3 separate regions of the Mus musculus genome follow, and regions 2 and 3 are each linked to region 1. A link is a loop called in an ENCODE intact Hi-C map of the cell type or tissue named here. Cell type or tissue: heart. All regions are shown on one strand.

Region 1 (8,000 bases):
AATGATGGGTCTGGGGCACTCTGCAGAGGATGCTAAGCTATGTGGTGGCTACTGCTGTGAATGGGAGCATGAATTAGGTGATGCACAGGAGATGGGAGGGAACAGTTGTGTGATCTCAGGCAATGGCACTTACTTAGCCTTCAACCTCACTTTCCCACCCATAAAGCAGGAACTGCCTATGATCTAAGGACCTGTTAGAACTGTTCACTTGTGTCCCCTGTCTCCCCCAAATGTGGATTGAGCTGGACATTGTGCTCAGTGCTGGAAACTTACCAGCAAATCCAACAGACAAAAGTCCCTATCCTCAGAGTCAGAAGTTTTGTTTAGGGCAGAATGTTGATTGATAAATAAGAGCTGGTGAGCTGGCTCAGTGGTTAAGAACATTTGCTGCTCTGGCAGAGGACCTGAGTTGGAGTCCCAGCACCCACATGGCAGATCACAACTCTCTGTAACTCCAGTTCCAGAGGATCTGAAGTCTCTTCTGGCTCCACAAGGACACTAGGCACATAGGTAGTGCACAGGTATACATGCAGGCAAAAACACTCACAAGCATAACAAAAAAAAAATCCTAAAGTAAACAAAGAAATGAAATATATAACATGTTAATGCTGCTCTGTAGACACACTGTGTGTTAGTGTTGCTCTGTAGACACACTGTGTGCTCATGCATTGGTATAGTTTTAAATGAGGTAACCAAAGAAATCTCTAAAGAAGCAACTCTAAGTGCAAACTTGAAGGAGGCAGAGGCAAGCACACAGGCAGAGAGAAGAGAGCGGTGGCTCTGTGGGTAAGGTGCTTGCTGTGTAAGCAAGAGGACTTGCATTCAGATCACCAGTATCCATGGAAAAGCCAAGGAAGGTGTGGCAATGGTGGCTGGCCTAACTCTAGAGGGAGGTGGGAGAAGGCGAATCTTGGGGCTCACTGGCTGACAAGCCTTGCAGAAATGGAAAACTCCAAGTTCTGTATGGGACACATGTCAGAAAATAGTGATGGAGGAAGACACCCAATGTCTATCTCTAGCCACCACACAGCCACGTGTGGTAGAATACCCATGCACCCACATGTGTGTACAACACACACACACATGTCAGTGTGGATGAATTGCAGTATAGAACGTGTAGGGGGTAAGTGTTGGTAAGAAATGGAGTTACCATGACGTCAGCAGGCAGAGCAGATTGCATTGAGTATCAAAGACTTCAATAAAAGCTTGGCTTCTTACTGAGTCAGAAGAGAGGATGCTGAGGCAGGGGGAAGAGCATGACCTAGTTCCCATTTTAATAGAATCTTTCTGGCCTCATTGTGGAAAATAGAAGAAAGGGGACGGAGCAGAAGAAAGACCTGTCAGGCAGCTCCTGCGATGGTCTAGGTGAGAGACGAGAGACGACGGCAGTTTGAGGCAAGGTGGCAGTTGTGGAGTGGAGTAGGTTGGTTCTAGGCAACACCTATAAAGCACTCTGCATTTTCTGGGTCTTGGGAAGAACTCAGTGGGTGGTGATTGTGATGATATTATTAAAAATATATGTGAGGAAAAGTGAAGTTGGAGGCAAAAGACAGATATAACCTTCTGTGTGCCAGGCTTATCTGAATGGGAGAGAAGGGGGGAACAGAGCCAGGAACCTAGGATAATAACAGCCTGGGCATCAGGGGTAATCTCAGAGGAACTATTTTGGGACCAGGAAAAGAGATTGTTGTAAGCTTCAAAGGTACCACATGGGTGCCTCAGTGAAGGAGCTGTCCCTGAGCCAGCGCCTCCAGAGAAGCAGAGAAGGAAGTCAAGGTCAGCTAGGAGACTCTGGATCCAGGGACTGGGAGAGATAACCACGGGAACATCTTGTATTTTTGTATGATCCAAGATCCATCGAGCAGAAACTCCCTGGCAGCTGCAGCACTGCAGCAACACTTAATGCCATCTTTTTTATGCAGCCGTCTCTCCCAGTCGGTTTTCGAACAGGCAAGCACAGAGCCAGCCTGGCCTTTGAGGAGCCTGATGACTCCTTGTCCCTCCACCACGGAAGCAGATCCTGGACTACTGTATGAGAGGATTGGAACGTGAGCTGGGCACACACCAGAACAGCAGGGCTGTGGCAGGGCACCTACTGGAACCCCAGCCGAATGTCAGTCCCCTACAAGGAAGAGAACATAATGCTTGTGCACATCCTATATATACAAACATGTGCATACATGTACACACATGCACATATGAACATTCACAACTCCCTTGAGTTGTAAGGACTGACTGGCCTGTAGTCATGCCTTTACTTTGCCTCAGGCTCCATTCAGGTAGGAAAACAATGCTCTAAAGCAACAATGTAAGATAGACTTTGTAAAGAACACAGTCTACCTCTGAGATGAACCACACACACAGCCTCACTAGCTGCAAGTGACTGCTGAGCTTTTGAAAGGTGGCCAGTACAGCCGGTGGGCTGCATTTTAACATCATATTTGCATCAACTACATTTTCAATTTACAGAACCTCCTGAAGCCAGGAGTGACTCAAATGGACAGTATAGCTCTAATATGTTTACCAGCGTTAACCCTAATCTTCTCTACTAGATAAATAATGCCACCATTTGGCCAGGGGACATAGTTCAGTAGGAAAACATGCTTCCTTCACAAGTTTGAGGACCTGAGTTCAAATCTCTATTTCCATATAAGTGCTGGGTGCAATGGCCAGAGCATCTGTATTCACATCCCCTTGTGGGGATATAGGAGGTGAACATGAGAGAAACGAGAAGCTCCCAAGCTAGCTGACCTGGCAAATGGAGCAAAACAAGAAAGGGATCCTGTCATGGTGTGTATATGCTCAGCCCAGGGAGAGGCACTATTAGGAGATGTGACCTTGTTGGAGTAGGTGTGTCACTGTGGACATTGGCTTTAAAACCCTCATCCTAACTGTCCTGAAGTCAGTATCCTGCTAGTAGCATTCAGATGAAGATGTAGAACTCTCAGCTCCTCCTGCACCATGCTTGCCTGGATGCTGCTATGCTCCTGCCTTGATGATAATGGACTGAACCTCTGAACCTGTAAGCCAGCCTCAATTAAATGTTGTTCTTGGTCATGGTGTCTGTTCACAGCAGTAAAACTCTGAGACAGATCCTGTCTAAGAAGGAAGGTGAGAACCAGCAAACCGGAGATTGTCCTCTGCCTCTGCAAGTGTGTCAGTGGCACACACACACACATTCACAATCATAATGCTTGTACATATCCTATATATACAAACCTGAGCACACATGTACACACATGCACATATGTACATTCACAAGAATGTACATATACATATCTCTGGGTTTGGGGTCCTTGTTTTAGCATCCTATTGAACAGGCAAAGAGCTTAACCCAGTGAGCACTGAGCCAGCCTTTGGGACACCAGTCATTCTAATTGATGGTACCCCTATGAGCCTCGGGTCTTCCATCTTCCTCTCAGGACAATGAGAGACTCGAAGTACTCTAACATTTTTGAGATTCTTTGCAAATAAGACTGGCCTCTTACGTTGACTTTCTCTCAAGCCTCAAATCTTCTGAATAAAAGCAAATCATTTTACGAAAAAGATACAGAACATTCCAAGTCCTCCGTTCATTTCTAAATCCATGGGCAAAAAGAAAAAGCAAGTTGGCTTTTTGCCCATATTCTTTAGATTTACAATGGAAAACCTCAAGGCCAACCATAGACGAAAGTGGCAGAAGCTATCCCAGTGCCAAGCTCTGAAAATAGCAGTTGTAGCAGCCAATCCAAGGCCGGCAGTGCTACCCCACAAGGTGGAATGTTTTGCTGTTGTTTATATAACTTACCTAGGCAATTAAAATCACAGGAAGAGCGAATGACAGCTTTGGTTAGGTTGCCTTGCCTCTAGAGGGGAAGGCAGCCAGGAGCTGCAAGAATCCCCCTTAAAGTAAAAATGCTGCTCTGTTTCTCAAAACTGGCTGCTGAAGGCACTGGTCAGAACCAAAATCATGCTGCGGACTTCAGAGGCCAAGCTGGTGTTGGGATGGAAAGCGTCTCTCTTATGTAGCTGATAAAAAGGTGCCTGCCCTGACTGCTATGTCATCTCTCATTTTATCCCTTCAACGACCCTGTGATACGGCTATAAAGATTTCCTGAGTTTAAGAAACAGAGCCAAGGTCACACAGATGACAAATGACAGAGCCATAGTCCCAGGCCAGCTCACCTCCACCAGAGCTTTGGTCCTGCCTGCCCACAGATGCCTGGGCAAAACAAACAGCAGCAGGATTTGGGGGTGGGGGAGTATTTGTTCTTTAGTTAAGATTTGTGTCCTACCTACTTCCAAAGGACTTGCGGTGGCTTGGAGATGAAGCACGGTACAGGAGAAGGTGTCTAAGGACAGCGCTCTTGCTAATGAAAGGGAAAGAAGCAGAGCTTCAGACACCTGAATGAAGCAGATCCTCGCACTTGGGCATTTCATTTTGTCTCTAACTTTCCTGGCAGCTAAACCGAAAAAGAGAAACATATTGGATTGCATAGATTTGTGGTTTCTGACAGCATAGAGAATACATATTCATCTCTAGAGACAAAATGTTTCCCTGGAATTAAACCTAGGTAGGGATTCATCCTGTGGATCCTGGGCTAAAGAGCAAGGAGTGACACGGAGAGCAATTCATCTCATTTGTGAAATGAGGGGTGGCGTTAAGGTCACCTTGTAGTGTCACAAGTGCATGGACTCTTGCTAACCAGAGTTCCACAAAAGGGTCAGAGACATAGTGACAGAGTACTACTTTTGTTGGCCCTCTATAAAGACAAAAGATGTAATGTAAGCATAGCTTAGTGAAGGGCTTTCTGAGCATCCCAGACACTATGATCTGGGACTTTGCTTTCTGGAGTGAAGCAGAGCCTCCGAGAATACCAAGGATAAAGGATTCCATGGGCCATCCACCCTGAGAGACACGGTGTGTGATGGCTAATGGGAAATACAAGTAGCAAAGCCAATGAGGTAGCACTGAGGCAATAGGCTTCCATATACAGGCTTGAACCAAGATCTATGGATGTTTAGTGTATGTAGCCAGTCATTTAGAATGTTCAAAGTAGATGCTATTTCAAAGCTGTGTACTATGTGGAATGGGAAGAACAAGAAGCGTGCTTTCACATCTTGAGGCTTCAGACCTAATCCAGGGTGTCTTGACTGTGGGTCATTGGTGTTTAGAATTGATTATTTCTTTGCATTGAGAGGCTGTCCTGTGCATTGTGGAATATTGATAGCAGCATCCTTGACCTCTACCTACAACAGTAGTGGCATCCAAGAATATCTGCAAACACTGCCAAATATGTCCTGCCTGGGTTGAGAATCATTGCTCTATTATATAAGTGAAAGGGTAAAAAATACACATGGAGTAGAGAATTCTAATGATTGCATTGCAGTGAATATAAATGGTCACAGCCATCCAAATGCAGGGAACCTCTCTCTTATCAAGGAAGGCAATAAAGAAGCATGGAGATTAAAAGAAAGGGAGGGGACACTTAAGCTGAGCTTTGATGGATTTGCTTAGGTTAGCACACACACTCCTGTGAGGGAGAAATCAAGGTTGATCTGGAGATGGTGGGGGAAGGGCACTGAAGACCAGGCAGCAGGTTCAGAGCCTGATCCAAAAATCCTGGCAGAGCTCTGAAAGTTTTGAAAAGAAGGAAAGTGTCCAATCTGACCAAAGGAAACAGCAGACTGTTACATTAAGACTGAGTACTGCAGTCTGGAAGCATGAGTCTATCCACTTACTACCTATGTCAAATGTCAGTCCCTAGTGGGAATGGGACCCTTTGGAGGATTCTTAAAATGCAGAAGTAGAGCCCTCATGGATAGCATTGATGCCCTTAAAAGAGGAGCCGGGAAATCTAGCTTCCCTAGCACCCTATAAGAATACAGAAAAATGGTACCCTTTGCAAGGAAGAGGGCCTTCACCAAACATGGACCCTGTGGTACCTTGACCCGTGACTCCTCAGGATCCAGAGCTGTCTGGAATAAATCACAGATGCTCAGTTTTAAATATTTTCTTAGAGTCATTGGAATAGACTGAGACATGGAGTAAGAGTGAGAGGGGGAAAACGGGGAGATGCGAAGGAACACAGCAGTCCAGAGGAGAGGCTCAAACGTGGAGAGGCAAAACCCCACAGAGCAGGAGGTGATACACAGCAGGGAACAGCGTGGGATGAAAGAGAAGACAGGAAAGGAGCCTGCCATCGCCTGTGCGCATCACCTGCATGCATGAACCTATCAGAGCAGGGCACACATCACCTGTCTGCATGCACACATAACTCCGGCACCCACGCACCTCGAGAGACTTGATAAAACCCCCACAGTTGCTGCCTTTATAACTGTGGACTCTGCCATGAGATTGCCTAAGGGAAGAGACAAATGGGGCACGTTTCTTGCCCTGCCTTTGAGATAAGCCACCTGTGACCAAGACTGCCAGAAAAATGCCTGGAGGACTCTGAGTTTCTATGTGTGCTAGGTTGGCTTTTATGCTCTCAGTGTTGACCAGCCCTAGCTCCTCCTTCCCCAGGTCTTCCATTCTCGACTCTGCTGAGCATCGCAGAGCAGGGAGAAGCCTCTTAGGCCACAGGACCTCAGGCCTCAGTATCAGAGACATTTTAGGATCTTCCTTCCTGTGCATTGCTCTGTCAGGCTGAATAAATATTGACTATCCTATAAAACGCAAAGCCTCGTGTTTATACACCCCACGCCCCAGAGGCTGCTGACGCCCTGCCTCAGACAACACAGTGCCTGTGGAGGGCTGGGAGCCCCACTTCAGAGCACACCCAGCCTCCAGCTGTCAGGGTGGGGTCTGCTCTCCTGGGAGACAGCCTACAATAACAGCAGGCACAGAGTTGACAGGTGCTAAGCAAGCATGGTGCTTCTGTGTCCTTGGGAATGGTACAATGCACTGTACCCAGTGGGAACACTTTCGTTACAAACAGCCAAGACTAGGCCTGTGGAATGCCATAAAGAATTCTGACTCTCTCTCTCTCTCTCTCTCTCTCTCTCTCTCTCTCTCTCTGTGTGTGTGTGTGTGTGTGTGTGTGTGTGTGTGTGTGTGTGTGTCTTTGCTGCCCTGAGCTACAGACTTTGAATCTTCAGAATTGTCATCTCATGGTTCCAAGATGGCTGCTGGAGCACCAACCTAGAGGGAAGGGCTAGGGTGGTAACTTCTTTCTCCCTGATGGAAGCCCTTGTAGATTCACTTGATATTTTTCTGGCTATAGCATAGTCCCATGAGGAATCACAGGCATAGAGGGGAAGGAAACAACTATGACTGGCTTAGACCACCCATGGCTTATCCCCTGGACACTGGGAGGGAAAGCCCCTTGATCTGAGACCAGGATATCTTTGCCTGATGCAAATACTAGTTGTAGGATAGGTTCTGAGTGGACTCTGCCACCTGCTGCCATTAGCAGGGCCATGGGAAGGCAAGGTACCACTGTAAAGAATTAATATTTTCAGCAAGTGACCCTCTATGGAGTGTAATCACACTGTCTTTCTTCTCTCTCCTGAAAAACAGGGTGCCAGGCCTCTGAGGGGGCCTGGGGATCATAGGGAAACCCAGCTCCCACTCATCTATAGGAGGCAGATGCCGTTAATGAATGAAGATAAGGCTGTAGAGCCATCTGGGCCAATGTCAGAGTCTAGCTCTGCCATTTTCTCAGCTGTGTAGCCATAGGTGTCATCAAGTAAGGTCCAGACAGCAGACAGGGATCACTGCACACACGTTATCCAAAAGGACTTTGAATAAAAACACAGTTGAAGGGAATCAAGAACAAGAACACTGAGACAGCATGAAGACCTCTGCTTCAGAAGATGGCTGTCCCTAAGAGAGTGGAAGCTTATGAAGCCAATCCAGACCTCCAAGGGGAGAATGCTCACCAGGGCTGGAGTCTCCCAAGAGGCTCAGAAAAGCCGACTCAGTCTCTGCACCAAGCTGGTGTGTTGCTCATAGAGATCAGAAGCACAGAGAGATCCCTCAGGCTCCAGAGGAAGTCAGCCCATTCTCTTATGGTCTC
Region 2 (8,000 bases), 300 kb before region 1:
ACTTCTCCCCTGCCTCAGGTCTTTTAAACAGTTGCATATCCTAAGCTCCTACTTCCAGCCCCTTCACAATCTCCCTAGATCTTTCTAACCATGAATGATGTCATTGTCTACATTCCATTATTCCTGAGTCTTCTTCTATAAAGAGCATAACCACTTTAGTGAAGGCCAGAAACCTATTTTTATCAGCTCCCTGGATGCATCTGAACAAATGCCCCGTGCTACCTCAAATTTAAATGCACTGAACTCATTACATCCTCCACAAAATCTGTTTCTCCTCCTGTGTTCCCAATCTTAAACACCACCATCTTCTCAGTCACCTAAGTTAGGGACTTTGAAGTCATATACAACACCTCCTCCTCAATTCCAAGGCTAGTTGCCCAATCTGGGTAAATGTAGCTCTAACACACACACACACACACACACACACACACACACACACACACACAATCTGTTTGCTCTAGCTCAGGTCCACAGCTCCTCTTGCTTAGCTTTTGGTGAGCACCCCTGGCTTACAGACAGGTGCTTTCTTCTCTGTCCCCGATGAAGGAGACAGGAAGCTCTGTTGTCCTTTCCTCTTCTTCTAAGGACAGTCACTCCACCATGAAGTCTCTAGACTCTTGACTCCATCTAAACCCAATTATCTTCCAAATAGCCTCTTTTCAAATGTTGTCACACTGTAGGGGCTTGGGGTTTAACATGTGGCTTTGCGTCGAGCACAAACATCTAGTCCCCAGAAGGGTTTTGCATGAATGGCCTCATCAGTCCTCTCACGTTGTCTTTTCTCCCCTCTCCTCCATGTCTTTTAGATTCATCTTTCTGAAACACAGAAATGATACATTACTGCTTCTGGAAAATCTTTCAGTGACAGCTCTCTGCATTGCCTAACCATGGCACCTGCAGCAGGGCTGCATCCAGGCTTAGTCAGTCTGTCCATCTTAGCTTCTCCAAAGATTCAGTCCTTCTATCCACCCTCTCTTCCTGTTCCACTTGCTCAGGCTCTTTCCCCATCCAGTTATGGCTCTCCTCAAATGTTCACATAGAATTTGAAAAGCCTTCCCCCAGATAGCATTGCTCGCTTATTTGTGATTTATATATCAGTGGTTTCAGAATTTGATCGTATATTAGAATGGCATATAGCACCTATAAGAAAGACATGTGCACGCGTGCACACTCACACACACACACACACACACACACACACACACACAGAGGGGGGATTGTAAATAAGATATGTAGGATTATAGAGTACATAGAGATAAAAAGATTCATTATAAGAATTTTATTGTAGGAATCATAAGACTAAGGGGCAGACAAGCCCAAGCCAGATGAAGGCCCCTGAGAGCCACTTGCTGTGGCTCTGGTCTCAAAGCCTGCAAGTTCATAACCCAGGAAGGACCACTGTTTCGGGTCAGGTCTAAAGTTGAAAGAAAACCTGCATCCCAGCTCAAAGGCAGATACAAAGGATAATTTCTTCTTTCTTAGGGAAGAAGGGTGGCCTTTCTTCTATTCAGGCCTTTAACCAGTTGGATGTAAACAACTTGCTGAATTTAGTTTATCAATTTAAATGTTGAACTCCTCCAAAATCACACCCCATAGAAATACCTATGGCCATCCCATGGGGCAATCAAAATTAACCAGTATAGCTGAAGAACTATTAAAATGGGCTAATTCTACCGGGTCTGATTGTAGGAGTTTTCATGGTACGAGGAAAGCTTGGCTATCAATATATTTTAACTTTTTCTTACAACCAAGGGAACGAGCCAAGTAAATTTTGTACCTGTGGGCACTATTGGAGCCAATCAATCCCCTCTGTTGAAGTCCTCACTCCCAATACCCGAGAATTCAGTCCTATTTGGAAGCAGGATTGCTGAGGTACCATTAGTTGAGATAAGATCGTAGCAGTATGGGGTAGGTGCAACCCACTGTGACCAGTGAGTGTCCTTGTAAGAGAAGAAGCTGAGTTTAGTGGGGCACACCTTTAACCCCAGCACTTCGGGGACAGAGGCAGGTGGAACTCTAACAGGCCTAGACCAGCCAGGACCACAGAGGAACAGAGAGATGACTATGTGACAAAGAAGGCAGAGACTGAAGTTTGCAGCTACAATCCAAGGAGTGTCCAGGATTATGAGCAAACCACTGGAACAGTGGTTCTCAGCCTTCCTAATGCCCCGGCCATAACATTATTTCTTGGCTCCTTCATAAGTGTAATTTTGATCCTGCCGTGAATCATAATGTAAATATCTGATATGCAGGCTATATTAAAAGCAACCACTAAAGTGGGCATGACCCATAGGGCTAAGAATCACTGCACTAGAAGCTGTGTAGAGGCAAGGAAGGATTCCCAATGTGTTCAGAAGAAACAAGGCCCTTGAAGACTACATTTATGGTTGGCCAAGCAGTATTTGTTGTCTTATTATGATGTCCTCGCGAAATCAACAAAATAATAAGATAAAGGGAGCCCTAAAAGGTGGTTTGCTGACTCTTATGGGGAGGGAGAGTGGAGTAAGCAAAGACTGCTCATTCCTTCTCTATGGGTTGAAAGACATTTTCCTCCCTCCTCCTCCTCCTCCTCCTCCTCCTCCTCCTCCTCCTCCTCCTCCTCCTCCTCCTATCCTTTAGTTTGGGATCTTTCATATCTAATACCCTATGACACATAACAGAGTCTGTCTAGATGAAGAGCTTTTCAGAAAAGACCCCTTAAACTGACAGCCAGTGTCATCTCCCAAGCTGATCAGAGATCAATTAGAAATCAAAAAGCAGGGTATTTGGTATATCGATTTATTCTTCCTTCCCCAAAGAGCTTCCCCGTGTGGGGATCATCCTCAGAGCCCACGTCAGAGTCCCTAAAGCTGAAGCAATTGCAGTAGGCCCTGTCAAGGTCAATGAGAGGCGCTGCCTGCTCAGCCATCTGCCCCTCGCTCCTTGACGTCTTTTTAAATTAAACCCCACACCCTGTGGTAAAATTGCTCTCGCTCTATAAATAGCAGGCTTGGCTTGGCTTGCCCTGCAAATGCTGCAGAGGAAGGGTGTCAGAGCAAAGAGAAAGGAAGGCCACAAGCCCAAGGGCACATCTCTCGGTCAGATGACTGCAGTCTCTGAGGAAACCCAAGAATTCTCTGTGTAAAGCCTCCTGTTCCCCCTTCTCTGGTGACTTCCTTGTCTACGATCTCTCCTGTACTGGAGTGAACCATCCTCTTTCCCTTTCCTCCATATTTTCCAGATTGAATTTGTCTTGGACCAGGAGATTGCTGCTGGGTTACTGTACATATACTCTCTGTGGACCTGGGACATGCTTCTAATTTCAGTCCCAATCGTTACTGAGTTAAAATGGAAGCCGTCCACAGACACACATGGCTCCTAGTGCTTCCTATGGCCACGCTGCTATAGTAGGGAAGTACAGTTTCATAATGCACTGGCCTGAGTTTTTATAGCCTGTTGCAGCCTCATACCTGCTCCCTGGGCAGGACTCAGATAGCTTCCTAAAGTCCCCTGCATGATTATCTATAAACTCTCAACCCACCTGACTAGAGGCACTTTCCTTCTGTTGGCTGCCACACTTGGGTCACCTCCTCAAGGCTGTCACCACTCCATAGTCAATAAGTCCCTGCCAGAATTTCCTGGGCTGTTCTTCAAGTGTTTGGCTCTTTCTAGTCCCCACTGCTCCACAGTTCACATTCTTCCCACCTCTCTGTCCACCCTGAGACCTTCCCACCCTAGGCCTCATCATTGGCTATGTGGCAGTTGTACAGTCCAGAGCCTGCTTTTGTGCCCCACAGTGTAATGGGGATGGGGGTGGTGAGCTTTGTCTAGGGACAGGGGTCCTGGCTCTACCACAGAGACTCATATTCTGACCTCTAATTCTTTCATCTTGGAAAAGAGACCTACCTCCAGTTCCTTATAATGGTAACTTCTCCCAGGTAACTTCTCAAAAAACAGTAGATACAGAATGCAGAGGTCGAAGGCTGGATGTGTCCCTGGACTCACAGATCCTGAGAAGGTCTCCATGTCTTCTCCTCTCATCAGAAGCTTCCAGTTCTGGGATGGCTCTGAGACCACTGTCTTCACAATGTTCTGCCCGCCCTATGCTCACCAGCTTCCCCTCTCTGGGATTGGAAAAGCCAGACAGCGGCACTGGCAAAGTGGCTCAGTGCTAGAGCTACTGCTGCCAAGCCCAATGACCTAAGTTCGATGCCTGGAACCCATTTCAGGGGCAGAAGGAACCAACTTCCCAAGTTCTTCATGATCTCAACGTGTGTGGTGTATGTGTGCCCCTAAGCCCTGCCCACCAACCAACAAATGAATGTGAAAGGAATAGCAAGCAGGCAGGGTAGAAAGGTCAGTGTATTGGAATGCCCCAGATGTTCTGGGTCACCTCTCTAGGCAGCTAAGAAGGGCTGTTTGCAAAACTTCTGTGCAGAATTGCTTTTCAAAGTGTTTGGCTGAGTAGAACAGGCTAGTATCCCCAGTAAAGGAACTTGTAAAAAATTCAGACTCCCAGGCCCCTTGATCTACCAAATCAGAACCTTGTTTCAACATTGTCTCTGGAGTCTTAGGCACACCTTTCGTGTGCTGACTGGATGCCCTTAGGACTGTCTTTGCAGCTGAGTGGAGCGCTCGTGTGTGCAACCGTCTGGGGCAACAGAAGCCTTCGGAGTCCCTGGTACGGCTATAGAGACACCTTTAAGAATGTGAACCCGCTAAGAGCATTTAGAGGTTATCAACGTGTCAGCAAAGCAACCTCTTTATGGGGATCATTTAATTAATGTTAATTGCTCTTGGCCTATTGTGTGGCTCTGGCAGGATTTACGGAAAATCACCATTATCTACAACCCCATAAAAGACTCATTGCTTTTAGAGGCCTTGTAACTCATGCCTGGAGACACCTCCTGATACTTGATGTATTACCCAGATGTACAAATACTGCTGGTGTTTGCATACTTCTCAATGATGTTCAGGCCCTTCATGGGGTGGGAGAGTTGGGGGGGTGGAGATTAGAGAGTGAGGTGTGGCCAGCTGAAGAACCCAGTTCTTCACCTGCAACACACCGAGTAGGGGAGAATTCACTTGAGACAGAGAAATGATTTTTCGAGTTTTCTTGCCCAGTTCAATGCTTTCAAGGCTCATGTTAAGTGGTGTTGTGGCTGCCTTCAGCCCAGTGGATGGTGAGCACTGTCTGCACACTGTTGTTCCACCTCACCCTTTTCTTAGTGTCTCATGGGTCAGAGAGAGGGAGAGGTGGGCTAGAGACAGAAGTGGCGACAGATGAAGGCTCTTGAAGAGTCTCGGCTTGACTATAGGGAAACTGTGCCCTTCCCATGCTGGCATCTGTGCAACTGCGGCTGCTGCTGCGGCTGCTGCTGCTGCTGTTGCTGCAGGGGATTAGGGGTAGCCAGTCTCCCCGAGGTGTGCAGTCACGGTTCTCTGAGAAAATGAACATGTTTGCCTTTAAGCACTGGTCTTGGTCCTATGCTCTCCTTTCTCTTACTGTCTCTATTGGCTTCATCTATAACAACACAGAGTTGCGTTTTGAATTCATTCACACTCTGTTTCAATTACCTTCCAGGGTAACTTATCTCCCATATTTATTCCCCTCCTGAGAGGACTTGAGCCTCTGAAACTTTCATTCCTCATGCTTTGCAGAAGCATTCTCACAGTTATTCTTCCTGGCAGAAAGGCTATCTTACTTTTGTGGCAGAAGAGCAGGGGGTTGGGGAGGGGCAGGGGGCGCAATAAGAGGAAAGAAACAGCGGGACTGCAAACTCCTCCCCTCAAGGCTGATGTATAATAGAACATGCGCAGAAAAGTGCTTGCTGTACAAATGCCCCGATCTGCTTAGAACAGATCTCCAATGCACTTCCTGAGAAGTGCTATTTTTCTTAATATACTGCCTCTATGTCTACCACTGTCCACATGGTCCTGGCCAAGTTCTTTGTTTTGGGACGACAGAATCTTGAACTCCCAGCCCCTGCATTCTAGACTATGATGGCCATCTATGTAGCACTTTTAGCTTTGGAAACAATTTCTTTCATGGTTCTAAAGACTTCTTTACCCTAATGTTTTCCATCCCCTCTCCAAGCTCAGAGCCTCACTGGCTTGCTCAAGACCAACTCCTGCACGTCTTACCTGAGTAGGCCTTAGTCTGGATAAGGGTCGTCAGTTCTTCATTTACCTTTTTCATTTCCTACATAAAATCATGTGAATTGGGTGGGTCTGATATCCTTAAATTTTTTATTACCCTTGTTTATTTATTGTGTGTGAGACAGAGAGGGGGAGGGGAGGGGGAGGGGGAGGGGAGGGGGAGAGGGAGAGAAGAGAAGAGAAGAGAAGAGAAGAGAAGAGAAGAGAAGAGAAGAGAAGAGAAGAGCCTAAGACTGCTAGTGCATGGCTAAGATCAAAGGGACAACAGGAGAACTTACAGGCATCAGTGCTTGTCCTACAACATGGGTCCCAGGAATCAAACTCAGGTAGGTATTCAGGCCAGTGACAATTGTCTTTACCTGTTGAGCCATCTCACCTAGCCTGGTCTAGTATTTTTATACCCATTTTCACAGATGAAGAAACTAAGGTTAGGGAGCAGACCTGGAACTGGAATGAACAGCTTGGACTGAGCAGAGCAGTTGTTGTCACTCAGTGTAACTAACCCCAGCATGGTGGTCCTGGGCTCCAGTTTTGAGGTACCAAAGTGGCGATAGGACTGTGTTCCCTTACTGGCCCACCCCACCAGGTCTTCTGCTGTGCAGTGCTACCCTGTTCGAGCCAGGAGGTGAAGGTCAGGACTTCATTGTGCATGACATTCCCTCTTGAGTTTGGTTTGCTGTCCTGGCACGGGGTGGAACATCTGGGTGCTGCCCTGACAGTGTGGAGTGTCTACCGATCCATCTGCAGCCTTCCCCAGCTAGCTTCCTGCAGGGGCTCTGCTTCCCCTCATCTCCCAGGCTGCGTGGTGATTTGGGTGAATGACCCACTTCTGTGACCTCAGAGGCATGTGCCTGCCATCTGTGGACTCTCGCCCCAGTGAGTCCTATTCTCGGAAGCCCGGTCTCACTGTCACTTGTCATTTGCTCTGCATCCCAGCTTTGTGTCGGCTGATAATCTGGAGATCCGAATTTCTGTCATTTCACTCTTTCCGTCTGCAGACGAAATGACAGAGATCCTGTGTCTCCCAGAAAGGAAAGACAGGAAGGCCTCACTCACTCACCCACCTACCTACGTGATACGAAGCACATACCCTATCCACAGCTCAGTTCTGAATGCAGGGGGCATAAAGCTGGTCATGGCTGACAGCCTTGACTTCCAGGAACCCATGTGCTAGCCGCCCATCCCCCCAGTGAAGCAAAGCAAAATGGGCAGGAAGGGATTGTCCTGAATATTAAATTTCTTCTACATCCCATTAGACCTGAGCCCCACGGCAGGACTGGAACCAGTCTCCTTTTGCTGAGAAATCCCTAGCTCCCCCGTCGACTGGGCCAGAGGGTGCTTAGGAAGGACTGAATGTTTCGCTTTGCATTATTGAGCCTGATTCTCTACCCTCGGTAAGTCACATGATCGTTGAACAAGAGGAAGCGCCTACCTCCCTCCTCTAGATGTTTCACTTCGGGCTGTACCTTATGGCTTGCTTTGATCAGTGGCATTCAGGAGAGGAGGCAATGAGTTGAGTTCTGAATCTACTGCTAAGCGCTGCTTACACATTTCTACTCTTTGGATCCCGATTGCTGTCAAGAGAAGATCTCATTTTGGCTAGCCCACTGACCCAAGGAATGTACAGGATGGTAAAGATTCAGATCCAGACCTGCAGTGTAGAGCTGCCTTCCTTCCCCAGGATAGCCCCACCTACCTTAACCAATTCAGTCAAGCCACAGCGAACAAGCAATCAGCCAAGATCGCCATGCCACGCCAGCTGTGCCTGCTCGCCATGCCACGCCAGCTGTGCCTGCTCGCCCAGGTGTGCAAAATAAGGAGGTGGTATTTTAAGACACAGAAAATGGGAATGGCAGCATTAT
Region 3 (8,000 bases), 280 kb after region 1:
TTAAATTTTTGTATAGACCTGTATAGGAGCTTCTATTTTTAGCCAGTGCCTTGCATGTTAGAGACTGTAGTTTCCCCAGGAAACTCCTGATTTCTACTCTCTTCACTCATGTCTGTACAAAGTACTCAGGAAGAAAAAGACTGGTAGGACTTTAAATTGCATATTACGTGGTAAGCAACTTGCAAAAGACAATGTTTCTATATCCTCACTCAATGCTGTTTCTAGATCAGCTCCTACCACAATACTGACCTTCGTCTTCCGAGTATTAGGTCTTTGTCTCTTTTAGCCTTTTCTGGCATTTTCAAGCCCTCATGCCTCCTAAATGACTCTTAAAAGTACCTCCTAAAGGACTACACTGAGTTTTTGTTTTAGCCTTTACTTTCAAAATTGGTAAGTAGTAATTACTTTTAAAATTAAGTGTCAAACTATATCTGAGTTTGGTTAAATTTAGAAAATGAAATATTCAAAATCACAGCTGCATAGTCATTTGAAAACACAGTAAACAAAAACATGCCATGCTCCTAAGAGTACGAAAACTCCTAGAAGAGACTCCAACTTTAACAGCTTTTTCAACAAAACCAGTCCTACAAATCTGTACACTACCTTTCTCCTGCGTATCCCCTGCAGCATAAAAAGTATTGGAGTCAGCCCCTGTGGTCTGAGTGGATAGCCCAACTGAAGCCACCAAGTGTTTCTACAAAGTGTCACACAGCACCACTGAGCAGCCCAAACCAGGCCACGGGCAATGGTAGAACAGCGAGTGCACTGGAGTTAAGGATAATGGACGAGGACCACTAGGGCACAAAGAAGCACAGCGCCTGGAAGAAGGTGCAGCCAGCCAGCCAGGCTCCACCGTGAGGTCTTGAAAGAACCTGGGGACAAAAATCCATGCGTAACACAGGGGGGATGATGTGTGTTAAAATGTTTTATATTTATCTCTGCTGAAGAGATACTCGTGTGTGTTTATATATTCAGCTGAACATTCTGGAAACAGACACTGAACTGTGTAGAAACCAAGTTGAATTGCAGTTGGCCACCTTAAACAAGAAAACTGCTGAAACTAAGATAGTCAAGTTAATCATGGTGGAAATGGAACTCAGCAGAGAGAGGGAGGAAGGGTAAGCCTAGAAAGTGGCTAATGGGCAAAGCTATGGCAGATGTGACCTAAGTAACACTGGGTAAGAAGCAGGCAAGTGTCTCCGGCAGCTGCTGCAGCTCGCAGGAGAAGGACTCTCGTAGTGGAGATTATTAATAGCAGTACACTTTGGGAGAGGCCACCATTAATACTATAAAAATATCTCACTAAAATCCAGGAGTGTAAGAGTATAATATGACATAAAAACCAAGACATCTATCAGAAGACCAGCAATAAACAGACAATGTTGAATCAGAAATACATTTTTAAAATCACACATGTGGACAATCTATTTGGACAAAGACACAGAAACATAGCTATGAAAAGAGTAGAAAATCCTTACAGTTGGAAATAATACAGGTGACAAGTCTCTGGCAAAGGTCCTTTTCCACAACAAAGATCATCACTATGAACAAATAATTTTAGATTTCTTCTTATGCTTTCTTCATGGAGTATGATGACATGTACTTAATGGAAATATTGGAACTGACATCACCTAAGTGTAATGTCCCTAAAATGTTTACATAGGAATAAACAGACATATATGTTTTACAGTAAGGTTAGATGGGCCCTGTGGTATTTTAAAATTGGTACAATTTTCGGTAAAACAATTCATTACTACCTACCAAGAACAGAATAAAGTTAATTCTTTACCAAGTAATCCTACATCTACAAATCTGTGCATAATAATATGACTAAAAATTTTTTGTATACACATGGCCAAAGCATGTCACTATTCAAATTAGCAAAGAAGAAGAATACTGCCACATTCACGTGGCAGATCAGACACTTACCAGTACTCACAGTCTTGGAGAAACACAAGCAATACAGTAAGAATGGGTCTAACTGCCAATTTTGCGTAAAAATAATTAAATATTTAAAATTATTGTTTTGGTTGTTTCTGAGCAGTAAAATTACTAATAATTTAGGAAGTTATAAAGAAAGTATTTTATTTTGCATACAATAAGCATGTCCTATTTTTGAGATGTAAGTTGTTCAATGAAAATAAAATTTACTACATAAGCTACTCAATCCAGATAATTTGGGGAGATATCACATTTCTAAATTCAGAATTCATACTTTTGCTTTACCAAGAAAGGCCTTCACGATTGTGGTACAGTTTTTAGTAACACACACAAAAAAAATCTCTATACATATGAAAATTTTACTATAAACGGGATCATTAGACATTCTTCCTAAAAACAAAACAAAACAAAAAAATAAACAAACAAAAACCCAATACATTTTCTTAATAATTATGGCAGGCCTTTTCTGAAAAATTAACTGGCTGGTCTAAAGTCCACTAAAAGAACAAGATTAAAATTATATACAACCTAAACTAACTGAAGTCTATACATACAAAACCAACAGCCCATTAGGTTATATTTGAAAAAACACTAAAAATTTTAATACAGCTTTGTCTCTATTAATGGCACAGTGATTAAGAACAAATCCTAAACCAAAGCAATGTTGCTGAAGAGGTGCTGTGTCACTTTGTCCTTGTCCAAAGCACTGACTGAGGCCGTGGACAGGAAGGACAGTGCGCCAACGTGAGGGAGCCCTGCCTGTCTCAATGGCTGCCAGGTGAACTCAGCTGACTAGGTGTGATCCCTGGCTAACAAGGCAACAGAGAACAATCCAACCACTGACATAAACATTTCAAAATTTCAATGAGTAAAACTGTCTCAATGTGTAGCTTAAGTTAAAAATCTTGAAGGTGATTATACAAGACATTTTAAGCATATTACAAATGGACTGTAATATGCTCCCAGACTTATCTTCCAAACCTAATTATCACAGCAGCTGAAAAGTGCCAAGCATGTTAGGAAAAGGTGTATGTAGATAGACCACAGAGATAGTGGAATGCCAGGAGGTAAGATCACTGCTCAGGATCACCACAAAAACTGGGAGACTCACCTGTTTGAGTCCCTGGTCTACAGCATTCAGCTCACACTTAAGTCAATAAGGACCGAAATGGCTCATGATAGTAGTCACCCAGTAACACAGTTCCTAGGCTACTTACTGGGCTCTTTAAAGTCAAACATGGTGATACACACAACCAAAGCCTGCTACTAGAAAGGGTACAGCAGAAGAATTTCTAGTTCAAGGCCAGCCTGAGCTGTCCAGTAAGACTGTCTCAAAACATAAACACAATGAACAACAGAGAAGGACCTGTGAGTGTTTTCCCACACTCACTGCCTGCGCCCAAGCCCTACCCCACTTAGTCTTCCACGCTGAATGAGCACACCAGATGTTTAAGAATCTGATCTAAACCAACAACTGCCTATCAAAAGAGTAACACATAAGAGAAATTCTACAGGAACAGTCTAGATACTTGAGTGTTCCAAAGCTGGAATGAGTGAATAAGTGAGATTTATACATTCTAATATTAGCTGTAAGAATGGTTTTCTTCTAATATACTAACAATAAGATTCACCAATATTTCTCTTGCTAAAAAGAAAAATCAATTCTGCATTCTTATTTTAGATGTGACCAAAATGTAGAAAAATAATGAAACTGGAATTTTAGAATGTTACTGATGGTACTACCATAATTAAAAGCATTCCAGTTTCAAGGGAAAATAAAGCAACTCGTACATCATTTCTGTTCTCCTAAAGGATAATCAGAGCTTCTTAAAATTATAAGTTAAAGCCCCAAATCTTCTTTATATTAAGAATTACCTATGGAGTTTATTTTTTAAGATTACTTTTGCAGGTAGAGGTGTGTGTGTGTGTGTGTGTGTGTGTGTGTGTGTGTGTGTGTGTGTACAGGGAGTCTCTGAATGTGAATGTGGGTTCTTATGAAGTCCAGTAGAGGGTGCCAGTGGGCCATGAACTACAGGTAGACTGTGCACCATCTGACGCCTGGGGACCAAACTTTTGGCCACTATTATGAGAGCAGTCTGCACTATTAACAATGGAGCTATGGCTCCGGCCCCCTAAGGAACTGATTTTTACCAAATATTCTAGCTGATGGGTTCCTTAATGCTAAAGTACTCAATAGTGACTGATTAGCAGCTAGTTTATTATTTGTTATTTACTGTTACGAAAAACTTTAATCTTCACACACATTAGGTGAGAGCCTAGAAAAACTGATAAATTAGACTACCCTCATAGTTATGATACTTTGATAAGATAAACACATTTTCTTTTAAAGAGAGAGAGAGATGAAAGTTAAAAAATATAGCTATAATTATAGTTTTAAAGAATTTCCCACAATTTTCATAGGTCATGCTTTCGATTTTGTTCAAAACAATAGCTCCCCACAAATAGCAGCCGAGTCAGCACCTCTGGAAGGGATATGATGCTCTCCAAGACATCTGGCATAAAATAAGAGCAAACTATATGGTACTCCAGAAGAGTTCTCTCATAAACACTTAAAATATCTAAACTAACAAAGATAATGAAAATCCATTTAAAGTAACCAAATGTGGAAAGAGAAGGTCTCCTAACTCTGAGGTTTCCAGGAGTCAGAGGCAATGAGTCATGCCACACTCAACACTGTTTTTATAAAACAAAGCCTGGACATTCTGATTAAGACTGTTTCAAATCGTTAGCCATGTTCTTTATTTCTAATTTTCTAGTACAACTTTTATTCCCATACATAGTTTTATCTTGGCACGCAGCTGCACGGCCGTAACCTAAGCAATGTCAGAGCAGTGACATGAGAAAACCTGCAGGAAGCCCTCAAGGTCCTCGGCAATGGGTCCTTCAGGATCAGCTTCTGTGCAGTTTCCAAACAAACGCCCTGTGACATAAAGTCTCCTGCAAGCTAAAACTCCGTATGTTCTTTACAAAATAAGAACAAGAGAAGAGAACATTATTAACTTCGCTATTAATACTTCAATTGTTTAATATGTTTTTATGTTTGCTAATTTTTGTCTTTTAAATTATTTGTGTTGGTATTTTCTTTTACAGAAGGAGTAAACTAATCGCTTATTTTACGAATGACATTACAGCTGTCAGAGGCTTCTTGTAAAATCTCAAATGCGAGCAGTGACCTCACTCCACAGCAGCTTTCAAACTGACAGGTGAAAGACAAGGAAACCATGAAGACAGAACAAATAGAAAAGGAAGAAGAGAAGAAATAGGACAAGAGAGCACTTTGGGTTCTTGTTTCAAAATTTAGAAGACATTGTTTTAACTTCATTTTCCAACATGGCTGCCACTTATTAAGATAGAAGTTGAAATCACTCAAAAGGAACTAAGCTAATTAGAAAAAAATTACAAAGCTTTCCTATATCTCAGTAAATGCCACTATACAGACAAAAGTGTTTTCTAGTGATGTGGATTATTCTCCTTGTCCCCTGCAGTTAAAAAATTAAAGTAACTATAAGAGATGTAAGAACAGAAAACATTGATTAAACAAGTTCTCATTTACTTCCAAAGAAACAGACAGACAGACATAGACACACAAACAAACTTATGTGTTTGGGCCTACTGTGTTCAGGACCATAAACATATTTCATATGTATAAATACATGACTCTAGTAAATAATTCAAAATGGCAACAGCAGCTAGGTCAGAAGAAACACATATTGCTAATACTACAGCCCCAGTGCGTCATACTGAAAAACACCCTTGGACCTTATGCTGATTATACAGTAACACGAGTGCTGCAAAGTCCAAGACATTCGGGATATCACCCAACCATGTGCCGCTTCTGTTTCAGAAAACAACTGACATCTCTTCTAACCCATGAAGTTTTAATTCATGAAAGAGTTTGTAAAAATAGCCCAGCTTTACGGGCCCAAGAAGCCTACAGACCTGCCTGGAGTGTTCTTTGCACTAGATGCTGCGTTCCCACATGTAAGGAACATACCAACAGCAGTTTGGCCTCCCAGCAAAATAAAAGCTACACAACTTTCTAACATTTATCAGCATATTTCAAGACATACCGTTTTCACATTTACCAGTTTGAAATAAGTTTACAGGATTCTAATCTCATGAAAAACAGAGGAGACGAAAGGCAGAGAGGGTGCCCCTGCCCGGCTCTTGCTGTGTAAGTTTTCCCTAGCCACACAAAGCATCGTTAGCTCTCCTCACAGACAACACACAGGCGATCGGAAGCAGTGCTTTACAGGAAGAGAAACAGCACTTAATAAACAGTCGTGCTTTAAATGTTACAGACTTACCCGTCTTCGACAAAAAGGCAGACCCTGGGCAATAATGCTAATGCTAAATATCTTCATCACAGTCTGATGTGGCAGAGGGTCTTTTGCACTTTTGAGATCAACAGGAACCAAGCCATGGTTCACAGGAGCTTTTCCAGGTTTTGACATTTTAAACTCCTCTTGGTTGATGAACACTCTCAATATGTACTACAGGCACATTACTAAAACACTCACAACCAAACTGAAAAAATGACTAGTAGTTTTAAAAGGCTGAGAATCCAAGGCCTGTTGCCGTTTTTGTCTTCCAACCTTCTCTTTGCGAGTGTCCTGACCTGTCTGAGGCTTGGTGAAGTGCAAACTGTCCTAGAATAGCCAGGAATTATAAACTCCTGAAGTGAGCACTCCTGCTCCTGCCAGTCAAACAGCTGGTGAGCTCCCACAGCAAGTGAGCAGTGCAGACAGGAGCAAAGCAGGGCTGGGCTGCGGGGTCCTGGGAGCGTTCCAACTAAATAACCAAGGTGCTCCCTAGAAAGTGGAAAGTAAGAGTTCCTTTTCAAAATTCAACACACACACAACTCTATGTTCTCTTAAGTCTTCCTTTCTCAAACGTCACCATAAGTGTCTGAAGAATGCTTTGAGTCTATTCAAACTTCAGGAGTGTTGATGCATGCTGAAAACAGCTTGCTTGTTCAGCCTCCTCTGCATCAAGTGACTGACCTTACAGACCAGTCTCCTGCTCACCAAGACAGCAAACATACCCTACCGCTCTCTCGCTGTTAATAACCTCAAATTATCTTACTAGAAATTATCAATCTCAGTTCCTCTGTAGTTCTGAAACAGTTCCTGAGTCCATTATAATAGCCACATGACTGACTGAAGGCACATAAATTGTTTATTATTTATAAAATGAACGATGATAGGCAGTGATCACAGTACGATGTCACTTCTCAGCAGAAACATGCTCTAAGAAACCCATGGCAGTGTGTCCCTGTCACCGAGTACTCTGACACAGAGGTGACTGAAATGTTGGATGGTAGGTGGGGATTCTCTGTGCTTAACCCCTCCAACATATCAATTAGACAACCCTTCCTAAAACGCAAAGGACTGGGCTATAACATCTACGTTTAAAGAACTTTCCATTGCTCCCTAACGCCCAAGGTAAACTTGAGAGGCAACGACTCTACCTGAAAGTATTCTCAAACTATTAGTTGCAGTGTAATCTTAAATATTTCCTTAAACGAACCACTCAGGTCGACCTCGATCCTGCAGCCAGAAATGACCTGGAACTGGTGATTCTCCTGCCTCTAACTCCCAAGTGCTAGAATTACAGGGTGAGCCACCTTGTCTGGCTTCTTCCCCCAGCCCCTCCCACTTTGGAAAGCTCAATGTTACTCTATCGTAAGTAGACTAATGAGCAGAAAAGACAGTTTGTACACAAGAATTATTCCTAGCCCGATCCGGATGTTATGTTCTTAAACCAGGTCTTTCTCTCTAATATCAAATTTGAAATGTAGCTTAAAGTGCAAACTTGCTGGCAGTATGTAGGGGAACTGGAATATGATGGAAAACACTGTAACTGCGATGGGAAGTGGTATGGCAGCTCCCCAAACACTGCCCACAGTCAAGGGGTCACTCCAAATTTCCACTTCTGGACATGGACATGGACATACACACGATTTAAAAGCAGGAACTTGACTAGAAGTACCATGAGTGTAGCAACATTATTCACAACAATCACAACATGGAAATAAT

The links. Hi-C counts contacts between places; a loop is a spot of excess contacts. Peaks named below come from ENCODE experiments on the same cell type or tissue, not always from the same donor. Only the 100,000 strongest peaks of a DNase experiment are listed, where the experiment ranks them.
Region 2: a loop joins it to region 1, with 8 times the contacts of the local background. A loop is called at or near these places in 3 of 42 quality-filtered maps.
Region 3: it touches region 1 in a loop (3-fold over the local background); 2 of 42 quality-filtered maps call a loop at or near these places.

What each region holds. Positions count from the first base shown.
Region 1 is chr3:85,208,870-85,216,869 of GRCm38, reverse strand. No RefSeq gene overlaps it. Among named protein-coding and RNA genes, the nearest start is that of Gm31096, 91 kb to the right of the region's middle. In heart, no CTCF peak of the experiment used is centred here; DNase peaks (open chromatin) are centred at 1,749 and 3,739; H3K27ac peaks cover 1,079 bases.
Region 2 is chr3:85,513,843-85,521,842 of GRCm38, reverse strand. No RefSeq gene overlaps it. Among named protein-coding and RNA genes, the nearest start is that of Gm31419, 26 kb to the right of the region's middle. In heart, no CTCF peak of the experiment used is centred here; DNase peaks (open chromatin) are centred at 2,972, 3,552 and 6,892; H3K27ac peaks cover 4,149 bases.
Region 3 is chr3:84,924,069-84,932,068 of GRCm38, reverse strand. All of the region lies in intron 4 of Fbxw7 (F-box and WD-40 domain protein 7), which reads right to left. Among named protein-coding and RNA genes, the nearest start is that of Gm40080, 50 kb to the right of the region's middle. In heart, a CTCF peak has its summit at 3,964 (motif pointing right); DNase peaks (open chromatin) are centred at 2,678 and 6,688.